Regions from separate parts of the Homo sapiens genome. Here region 1 is linked to region 2. The links are chromatin loops, found by intact Hi-C in ENCODE. Cell type or tissue: IMR-90. All regions are shown on one strand. Each heading gives the region's core, and the rest is flanking DNA. Links, peaks and the distances in the headings are about the cores only. Region 1 has its middle 370 kb from the start of SGCD. Region 2 has its middle 290 kb from the start of SGCD.

Region 1 (5,388 bases), core at 245-5,244, 82 kb after region 2:
ACCTGCCCAGGCTCCCAGCAGCCTCAGCACTGAAGGGGGATCTGAGCAGCGCATTACAACCTTCACTACGCAGACTTCCCCACTTCTCTTCCCTCCATCCAAAATGCTCCTTCCCCAGACACATGCAAGACTCTCTCTTTTCCATCTCCTTCAGATCTTCATCAAATGTCATTCTCAGTGAAGTCTTCCTTGAGCACCTTATTCAAAACCGCATCACTTCTGCACTCCTATCACCCTCTGTCACCTTTATTGATCTATTTTCCCCATACATACTGTGATAGCAACACTGCAGCCCTTCCCAGGGTCTGAATGAACCAAGAAGCAGGGAAGGTAAGTGAAGTGGGTTGAATTGTAGCCCCAAAAAGATGTATCCAGTTCCAACCCTCGGTACCTATAAATGTGACCTTATTGGGAAAAAGGATCTTTGCAGACATAACTAAGTAAAGGATCTCGAGATTAGATCATCCTGGATTAACCGGGGGGGGGGGCCCTGAGTCCAACAAAAAGGTCCTTATAAAAAGAAGAGAAGACACACACAATGAAGGCCATGTGAAGGTGGAGGTAGAGGCTGCAGTGATGTTGAATGCCTGGTGCCACCACAAGCTGAAAGAGCCAAGGATGGATTCTCTAAAACCTTCCAAGGGAGCACGGCCCTGCTGACGCCTTGACTTTCGATTTCTGGCCTCCAGAACTATGGAAGAATAAATTTGTGTTGCTTGAAAACACCAAGTTTGTGGTAATTTGTTATGGCAGCCCTATGAGACTAATAGAGTAAGTATCCTCAGGACGATGAAAATAAATGCCAGCGCCTACATTATCTACCCAAGCTCAAGGTATGAGCAGCCATCATCCGTCAGAGAAGAATCTCCCTGCATTTGTAATTTTGATTTCTTCTCCTCAGAGTTGATTACATCTATTCTGATTTTTTAAAACTCAGTGTTCCATTGGTCACAAATGCTCCTAACTTCAAAAATAATCTAGTTTTGTACAAGCCAGCTGCCAGGTCAATAAAATCACCTCTTGCAAGCTAGTAATATCTGTGATTTACCAGAAACAGCAGGAAGGGTCTAAATCATGAGCAGGAATACTTCAGCCAGAGGCACGCCCACCCCAGATGAACCAGAGAGAACTTGGAAGCTGTGACAGGTGGGAGAGGTGGGAAAAAAAAAAAAAAAACAAGAAGAGCAAGAAAGCAATTTCAGTGGGATACTGAAAAAAGAAATCTAAATTTTTAGAGTGGCAATGCAATTATTTCAATGTCTGCCTCCTCCACCTATTACAAGTAATACTGACTCCTTCTCCTTTGAATTACATTTGTGCTCATCGCCAATCTTACACACTTTACATTTAAGTCCCTACGGTTTTACTTTAGGGCTAACTCAGTAAGCTGTTTGAGGGTAGGGACTATGTTAAATTTTCTTTTCTCGTGCCCTCAGTTTCTTTACAGGGCTAAGTAAATAATGAATCATTAAGAGGCAACTATTAGTTGACGTATCTTTGTTTTTCTGTTCATAATCTGTTACTCTAACAACTATTTTGACTCACAAATACCAAAGTATTGGTATATCAGAGTAATGGCAGATCTATAAACTATACAGGCAACATGCTCATGTGTGTGTCCACACAACCCACACACAAACACGCAACAGAAATACTTGACTCTAAATCAATTTTGGCATCAACTATCATCACATATGAGAGTTCCAATAATATGTTAGGTAATTATTTTTCACAAAGAAAAATGAGAAAGATAAAAGTGTCTCCAATATAGCCTGCAATCAAGTGTTTGCATAGATAACATTAGAACTGAAAGGCTCCTGTCAAATGCCCAAATCTGAACTATTTCATGCTGTGTTGTATATGATTAACTATAAGCCAACCCTAGTTCCAGAATACTTCAAATAGCTTTGGGAAAATTCATAATAATATTTATTTAGCACTTACTCTAGTCCAGCCACTATTCTAAATACTTCAAATTTATTGAATTCATTTACTTACTAAATCATCAAATACTTACGGAGTGTGTCATGGTTAATTTTGTGTGTCAATTTGACCGGGCCACATGGTGCCTAGACATTTGATCAAACATTCTTCTGAGAGTGTCTGTGAGGGTATTCCTGGATAAGATTAACTTCTGAATCAGTAGACTGAGAAAAGCAGACTACCCTCCCTGACACAAGTAGGCCTCATCCAATCAATTGAAGATCTGAATGGAACAAAAAGGCTGACCCTCCTGCAAGTAGGATGGAACGCCTCCTTCCTGGCAGCTTGAGCAAGACACTGGTCTTTGCCAGTTTTCAGACTCAAACTAAAACACTGGCTCTGCTTGGGTCTCGAGCCTGTCTGCTTTCAGACTGCAACTTGCACCATTGGCTCTTCTGGCTCTCAGGCACTTGCACTTATACTGGAACTACACATGAGCTCTCTCGTAGACCAGCAGCTTGCTGACTGCAGATCTTGGAATCTGTCACTGTGCATAATCGCATGAGCCAATTCTTCATAGTAAGGCTCTTCCTGGATATACATACATCCTGTTAGTTCTCTTTCTCTGGTAAAGCATATCCTGTTAGTTCTCTTTCTCTGGAAAACCTTTACTGATAGAACAAAGTTGGTAAAGACACTACTCTAGGTCCTGGGGCTACCTCTATCAAAAGAACAGACAAAAAAGCCATGCCTTGCAAGTTTTATATTCTAGTCATTTAACCCAAAAAAAAAAAAAAAAGAACCCCATAAGCTGCCCATAATGATAGTTTTTATCCTTGTTGTACAGATGGGGTGCTAAGAATTGCTTTAACCCCATGCCCAGATCGCTAATCAAATGGATTCAAGTTGCTGTTGCAGTATTAATTTAATTTTTGTTTTTATTGATTCATGTCTCATCAGTTTAGCTACTGCACACTCCGTGTGTATGTGCTGCTTTGTGTGAAGTGTGCATACTTCTGCAATTAATTCAGTCGAAAGCGAATTTATGACCTAAGAAGCAAAAGCGTGCCTTTTCTTCAGGAGTCAAAGTTCAAGAAGCAATAGGGAAACTTGCACAGAAACCTGTCTATAATTACTGATGAGACAAGGATACTTTCAAACGCTCTTTGAAATAATGCTTTGTTTTCTTTTACAAATAGAAAAACAGTACAGAAGGTCTTTAGATCATATGATGGAGAAGAGTCAAGTTTTAGAAGTCAATAGACAAGATTTTTGGTCTTAGTTTGACAGGAATTGTGAAATTGGTCTATTTTCTTAGCCTAAATATGCCTCCATTTCTGCTACGAAATAATAAAAATATCTGTCTCCGAATGGGGGCACCAGCTAGTCAGTGAGGCAGCGGATGTAAAGCTCTGAGCACACTCTGTGGGACACATTAAATTCTCAGTAGGTATTAGGTAAAAATAATGAGCAGAGATCTTTAGGTTAAACTTTAGGATAAATTGGATATTTTAACGCACAACTGAAAAATTAATATTAAGTCTGGCAGACACGAAGAAAATGAATTTGTTGGAGGAAATACAAGATGACCTAGTTGCCTAGGTCGGAGGGAAGGAACTCTGAGGTCTTTAATTGAAAGCAAACAAGTTTTCACTAAGTGCCTAATTTGCACAAAGCACTTAACAGACATCACAGCTCCATCAGCTCACTGAATTCTCACAACTGCAATATACAATTGGTACTTTCTAAGTAGCTTCTTTGTGTCAGACTTGTGTTTGATGCTAGTGAGTCAGTGGTGAGTAAAACCAAAAGTTACTGGCCTCATGGAGCTTGCAGGCACCAGCAGGTGATGACTGATTGAATGAACGGCTTATCTGCCCAAACTTTTCCAGGCTTTGCAGGCCATGGTTTCTGTTGCAGCTATTCAACTGTGCCATAATAAAGCAGAAACAGAGATAGACAATGTGTAGATGAATGAGTACAATCATGTTCCTGTAAGACTTTACTTACCAAAACAGGAGACAGACAGGCTATAGTTTGCAGGTCTCTTGATATTGGAGAGCTCAACTAGCTCCCAGTCTAGGGAAATTAAGAACTTCAATAAACAGAGGAGGGTATTAAGTAAATTGTGCTTTCAAGAAACAATAAGGATCCCTAAAAAGGCAGGAAGTAAAAAGGGAACTCCAGGCAAAAGGAACAGACGGCTAAAATCATGGAAGCATGAAAGAACATGGCTTGCTCAGGAAGAGTAAGCATGAGGAGGCTTGATAACTGGGCGAGTGAGGTCAGCGAAAAATGAACACAGAATTAAAAAAAGCCTTTCTGTGCATATTTCTGTGGTGGTTGAAAGCAAAGTTCATATTATCTTTCAGTGTTTCTAAAGGTCGAGCTGCATTTCCCCACCCAAAGCTAAATGATAACATGATGCAGTTCAAAAGCTGGTCATATCAAATTGCCATCTAATCATTTAATTAAAGCCCCATGCTGGCACCAGCCATCCTCAGGGCCCATTTTTCATCTGGGCACATTTCATTACACTTTTCAAAGCAAATTTGCCTTTTCAAAGGCAAAAAATGCAAATGACTAGGTTTGAAAGGAAGTGCATAACATTTTGCATAATGACAGGGATTTTCTTGGAAAGCAGTAATGCACAGGCAGAGCTATCTTTAGGGGCTGACGGTGGCTTATCAGCCCTATGGGAACTCGACATGATATTTCATTACAGCGCCAGGATGCAAACAGAAGTGAAATACCAAACACCAGAATGCAAGCAGCCCTCCCCATGACTGTTTTCAGCATCACAGCAACCACATTTTCAAACAGGGTACGTCTTTTGGACCAGCAAGACCAAGGCAGACATTGACAAGTGGAGGACATTTATAATGTGACCAAGAAAATGAGGAAGAGCTAGGAGGAAATGACCTGTTCAAAGACAGGAATAGGAACACCACACCTAAAGGCCAACTAACATAAAGCATTAATAGGCAAATTCAGTCACATTAAAAAAAAAATTCCTCAGGAGCAGGAAAACATCCACTTTGACGCAGTATAATGCATGTCAGTAGTACTCACAATAAGGGAATGAAAGTGACCTTAACAATATAAGTCAGCATCTTCCTCCTTGGGGTTTTTGAAAACTCTCAGAAGCACTGCTACCCAATTACTTGTGTCTTTCTCTTTGAAAGATGAAACTCCAGCACAAATTTTATGAATCTATACACCCCAAGATCAGAGGCAATTAGCCCAAAGAAGAAAGAGTGGTACACAATGAACACCTGTTTATTCTTTCTTTACCATCAAGGAGACAAGAAAAGATTAACTTTAGGATGTTAGATAAGCCCTTTCATCCTGTGAAAGAACCTCTGGCAGCTAAAGTAGCAGCACCAGGGTGAGGCTGAGAATCCAGTCAAAGATCAAGTCACAGACTGTTCTGATTTGTGGTCAGAGGACATATGGGTTCATTAG
Region 2 (5,388 bases), core at 65-5,064:
CAGATAGTTTAAATATCTACCATGTGCCTGTACTTTATTAGACCCTAGCAATCCAGCCATAAATTTGTGAGAAAGAGCACATGCTTAGATACCATCATGCAAAAACAAAACCTCCCAAGGAGCTTGCTCCTTTCCTTGTCAATGGAGGATGTTGCCTTTAATTTTGATTCAGGATGCTGAGGGGTCTGGGTGGGGGCATACAGAGATAAAAATAGCAAACAGCATTTGAAATTTTCTTTAAAAATTGAAAATCAATATTGTCAGTTAGAAATGCATATATTAATAGTATGCTGTAGAAGGTAAAAAATGAACATGCAGAACTAAGTGTGCTGGCTGATTCACTAGAGAGGCATAGGGTATGACAGGAGCAAAAACTAAATGGTCTTATTGGTTCTTAGGGCTAGGTGGTGGAGTGGGCCATAAAGGAGGGCTTCTTAAAGGAAGTTGACTTAGGATAGAACCCAAATGTCTTTACGTATATGGGGACTGGGATGCTACCTTGATAAAAAGCTCCTGAGGCAGGAAAGGGCTATTTCTGTTTCTAGGGGGAAGATGAGGATGTCTGAATTGAAGAGCGAGCAAGCAGGTGGCCCTGGTGACATGGTCAGAGGCCAAACTGAGCAGGGTTTTGTAGGCCCTGCTAAGGATTTTGCCTTTTACCTAATATATACCACTTTGCATATTTGTAAAAACAATGTTAGACAGGAAAAAAATTAAAACAGCCTCAATGTGTGGTATGGGAGAAAGAGCCCTTTGTAGGTTCTTCTGCGCCTTTTCTAGAAACACAGTGCAAAGATCCCCAAGGAAGAAAGGCTGTTTATCCCCATATTCCCCATCTAACAAAGTAAGGAACAAAGTAAGGCTTTATGTAGCCATGTTGCCTCTGTAAATTTTGCTTTCTTGACTCGTAAAGAGAAAGCTTTGGTCATTTTGTGTGTGTGTGTGTGGGAGCCATTTTTTTTTTTACTTTTTATTTTGAAATAATTTTAGATTTGCAGGAAAGTTGCAAATACAGTACAGAGTTCCTGTATGTATCACATCCTAATAATTTTCCCTAAGATCAACATCTTATATAGCCATGGTGCATTCATGAAAGATGAGAAATTAACATTGGCATAATACTATTCACTACATTATAGACTTTTTTTCAGATGTCATTGATTTTTTTTCTGTTCCAGGACCTACTTTATGCTATCCCATTGCAATTAGTTGTCAGGTCTCCTTAGTCTCCCTCAATCTATGACAGTCTCTTCATCTTTCCCTGTCTTTCATGACCTTGATACTTTTGAAAAGTACTGGTGAGGTATTTTGTAGAATGTCTCCCTGCCTTAGGATCTATCTAATGCTTTCTCATGATTGGCTGAGGATATGAATTTCAGGGAAGGATGCCTTCTCATTGGCCTAATGATTTGAAGTTCTCTAACAGCTCTGGGTGTTATAAGAAAGGTAATTTCCCTGGTCTCTATCCCCATCTTCACTCTACCAGATCCAGAATAATCCACATATCAGATATGAAAGAAGTTTAAGATAGGACAGTTACGGGAAGGCTTGTGTACTATCTAGTTTTCTTTTTAGGGGGCTCATTAACCTTTGACTCTCCTCAAACTTTATTTGTTCTATTCATTGCCTGCATTTTTGCCTTCTCCCTGCACCCTGTAGCTACTACAGATGCAATATATTATATTGACATGATAAGTATTATGTTTCTTCAAAGAGCTTTTTTAGCATGATTACTTTTGGTCTTTAATAACCCCAGGGAATTTCTTTCTAGATAGCCTAGTCTGTCTACATTGGCAGGGAATTAACACGTGCAAGACCTGTGTCTGCAAATTTTCCAGACCTCACTGTTTGTTCTTTAAAAAGACAATGACTCATTCCCAATTATCTTTTATCTTGTAGACAGAGCCATCTTCCTGAATTTAAATCACAGCCATCAACAAGCTACCTAATCTATGAGTGGAATCTTTAAAGATGGAACACAACAGATGCAAGATGTTTTATGTGTCCTAAATAAGTTTGTGTAGGTAACTTTCATTTTAGGTCAATTTGACAGGCCAAATTGCCTGCTTACAGAGTTTAGGGAATTAGGACCTGAGAACTGTGCAGGTGCCATCAGGGGAATGCAAAGATGTGAAGAAATGCCTGGGACTGGGGAAAACATTGAGGAGAAAATGACTGCAGCTGCACTGTTTTATCAGCTCCATCACACTTGCTGTCACTGCCTTGAACACACAGTGTTCCCTTCTGCCTCAGGGCCTTTGCACATGCCACTCCTGCTGCTCAGATGGCTCCTTGTCCCCAGCTTCTTTTGCCTCTCTCAGGGAAGCTTTCACCCACCTCCCAGAATAGATCTGGTCCTCCGTCATCTACTTTTACAATTCCACATGTTTTTCCATCATAGCAAGTAATAAAATTTGTAATTACATGTCTGTGTTGTAATTGAATAAAAATAATGTCACCTAAAAATTACTGAGCACTCTTTATGTGTGCCAAGCACTACAACTCTCATTCAGTCTTCAAAACAAAACCATGGGGACACTGAGACACAATCTGATCAATTTCCAGCTCTCCAGTAAACTGTAAGTGGCATGAGGAGAGGTTCTGCATGTCTGTTTTGCTCTACCCTGAATCACTAGTGCTTGGCAAAGAGCTTGGCAGGAAAAAGCTTGGTCTATATTTATTAAACAAATAACTGCAGCATGACATAGAAGGAGAAACATGTGCTCTGGGGTGAAGCATATTTGGTTCCAAATCTTAACACAGAGTATGAGCCACTCTTAGGAACCTACCAGGCCCCACCAAGTATGGAAATAAAGGAAAATTTGAGTCTCTCCAAGGGAAATTCCAGGCACCTAGCTAGCCCTGTTACCAGCAATTGAGGAAGGGAATAAATAACCCATGAAGCAAGAAAGTAAAAAAAGCTTAAATAACAGTAACCCAAGTAAGTTAGAGTCTCAAGATGTTTTGTTCTCTAAAGAAACCAAAGGTAGCATCTTAACGTATGTCTCTGAGTTGTCTTTCAGAAACCTCGGCCCTCATCAGATGGAAAATGCCTAGTGCTTTCCCATAGACCTTAGATAAGGGGAAAATGAGGACTGAGATCTGACTGTCATTCTTTGCTTTAAATTTCTTCCTGAGGAGCCTGGATAGAGTCATGCTTACAGGACAGACCTGAACATTTCTTTCTGCTGATGATTTTGCCTGAAACTTCTGCTTTCCTGAAATGTACCCCTGCCTTTAAAAACTCTGCTTGTAAGCCACTGAGGAGTTTGGATCTTAAGTGTTAGCCACCTGATTCTCCTTGCTTGGCACCTGCTGTACAAGTCTCTATGACCTCTCACTGCAAATTTTGGTGACAGTGTTGGCTTTTTCAGCCCACCAGGCAAGCAGACTCAAGTTTTATTTAGTGACAATCTCAATTCTGTGATTAGCTAGCTCTGTAAATTATAACAGCTTATTTAGCTTCCCTAAGCCCTGGTCTATCTGAGATCATGAAACCTCATCACAAAAGCCTTTAAAGGATTTAGATGAGATAATATAGGTGAAAGCACATTCTTGTGTCCAGCATGTATATAACTATAAAGCTGTGATATAACTAACAGCTTCCCTATTAAAAAATATTTCTTAGAGTTATAACAGTTCTGCAATTTTTCTTGTGATGGTATCACTATTCCTAAACACCATTTTGATACTTTGCTCACCAAAATGCTACGCTTCAAGATTATCACTTTGTGTTCCTTCTCTGATCTTATTCCAAGAATGAAGATGGGTTAAATATAATTCACAGAAACACGTCTAATGGAAGTTAACAGGAAGTAGTCACTTTACAATCCATTTTATTGGATTATAGAAAGGCAAATTACATTTCTCCTCTGCCATTAGAGAACCACCTAAATAGCCACCCCATTCTACTCTTGTTTTTATTATTATTTTTTATTTTTTTGAGACAGGGTCTCCCTCTATTGAACTCCAAGCTGGAGTTCAGTGGCACAATCATGGCTCACTGTAGCCTCAAACATCTATGTTCAAGTGATTCTCCCACCTTAGCCTCCTGAGTAACTGCAAATATAGGCATGTGCCACCATACCTGGCTAATGTTTTTATTTTTCTTTTGTAGAGACAGGGTTTCGCTACGTTGCCCATGCTAGTATTGAACACTTGGCCTCAAGTGATCCTCCCGCCACAGCCTCCAAAGTGCTGGTTAAAGGCATGAGCCACCATGACTGGCCCTATTCCACTTTTCAGGCAGACAAAATTACTGTTTTAACCACTCTGTTAAGGCTTTGGCAGCAGGTTAAAGTTGCACGAGTAGATGGTAGAATTCAATCCCAAACTTTAAAATGCACAAGACAAAAGGGAATAATATTAGCATTTCAAAGTAGAAAAACAAACAGACTCACCGAGGAAAACTTTAAGAAACACCTTAGGATTAAATTCCTTTGAAGAGCCTTGATTCCTGAAATAACAGAATGGTTATCTAATGGTATCCATTATGTCTCACTAATTGCCTTATGAAACTTACACTGGAAACATGTAGAAGGTATTTATGTATTATAAAAATTGCCAAAAAGTATGATATTAGAAGGTGTTCACAAAAAGAAAATAACAAAACTTGCTTACATTTATTAAGCACTTACAATATGCTAAGCTCTGAACTACACATTTTAACTAAAGTAGTTTTCATTGGATCCTATGACACATTTATCCAACAAATATTGACTAAGTGCTTACTATGCATGAGGCACTGTACTTACAGCAAGACAAACATAGTTCCTGCTTGCATGAAGGATGAAATCTAGTGGGTGAGACACATCTTGAACAGTTTCTTAATGTTTATTGCATAATTTCACATGACCAACTGATTCTGACTTGCCTTGAACTTTCCTGGTTTTTATACTGGAAATTTCACATCCTGAGAATAACTTTCTCAGTACTGGGGGAAGGAGAATAACTGGTCACTTAGCAAAATCACACAAGACACAATTGATTATAGTAAGTGCTATTACAAAGAAGTACAGAGTTATATGAACTACGGATGGTTAGCCCTCTTTTACAGATGAAGATAACAAGGTTTAGGAAAGCTAAATGGCCACATTCATATGTGGGAAAGGAAAGCTTTGAAGCTTCATTGTTCTGGCACCTAATTACATGACCTGATTTCATGTAATGATGATAATATATCTTCTGGTACTTTATACTTCAGAGTCCAAATCTAGACTCGCACTAATTAATGAAATGTTTTCAAAAGGTTTGGTGGAGGAAGGTTCATCAGAACAAGGAAAGACAGAATTCAGAGCAAATCCCTTGGATCTGGATCCTAAATGCAGCTCCATCACTGCTGGAAACACCTGCATATCTTTCAGCTGTGGGTGGCTCATGTGAAAACGA

What was found. Hi-C counts contacts between places; a loop is a spot of excess contacts. Peaks named below come from ENCODE experiments on the same cell type or tissue, not always from the same donor. Only the 100,000 strongest peaks of a DNase experiment are listed, where the experiment ranks them.
Region 1: it touches region 2 in a loop (4-fold over the local background); 3 of 110 quality-filtered maps call a loop at or near these places.

What each region holds. Positions count from the first base shown.
Region 1 is chr5:155,951,898-155,957,285 of GRCh38, reverse strand. It overlaps a transcript of SGCD not described here. Among named protein-coding and RNA genes, the nearest start is that of SGCD, 370 kb to the left of the region's middle. In IMR-90, for the core only: no CTCF peak of the experiment used is centred there; DNase peaks (open chromatin) are centred at 2,225 and 3,745; H3K27ac peaks cover 1,966 bases.
Region 2 is chr5:156,034,168-156,039,555 of GRCh38, reverse strand. It overlaps a transcript of SGCD not described here. Among named protein-coding and RNA genes, the nearest start is that of SGCD, 290 kb to the left of the region's middle. In IMR-90, for the core only: no CTCF peak of the experiment used is centred there; a DNase peak (open chromatin) is centred at 2,715; H3K27ac peaks cover 805 bases.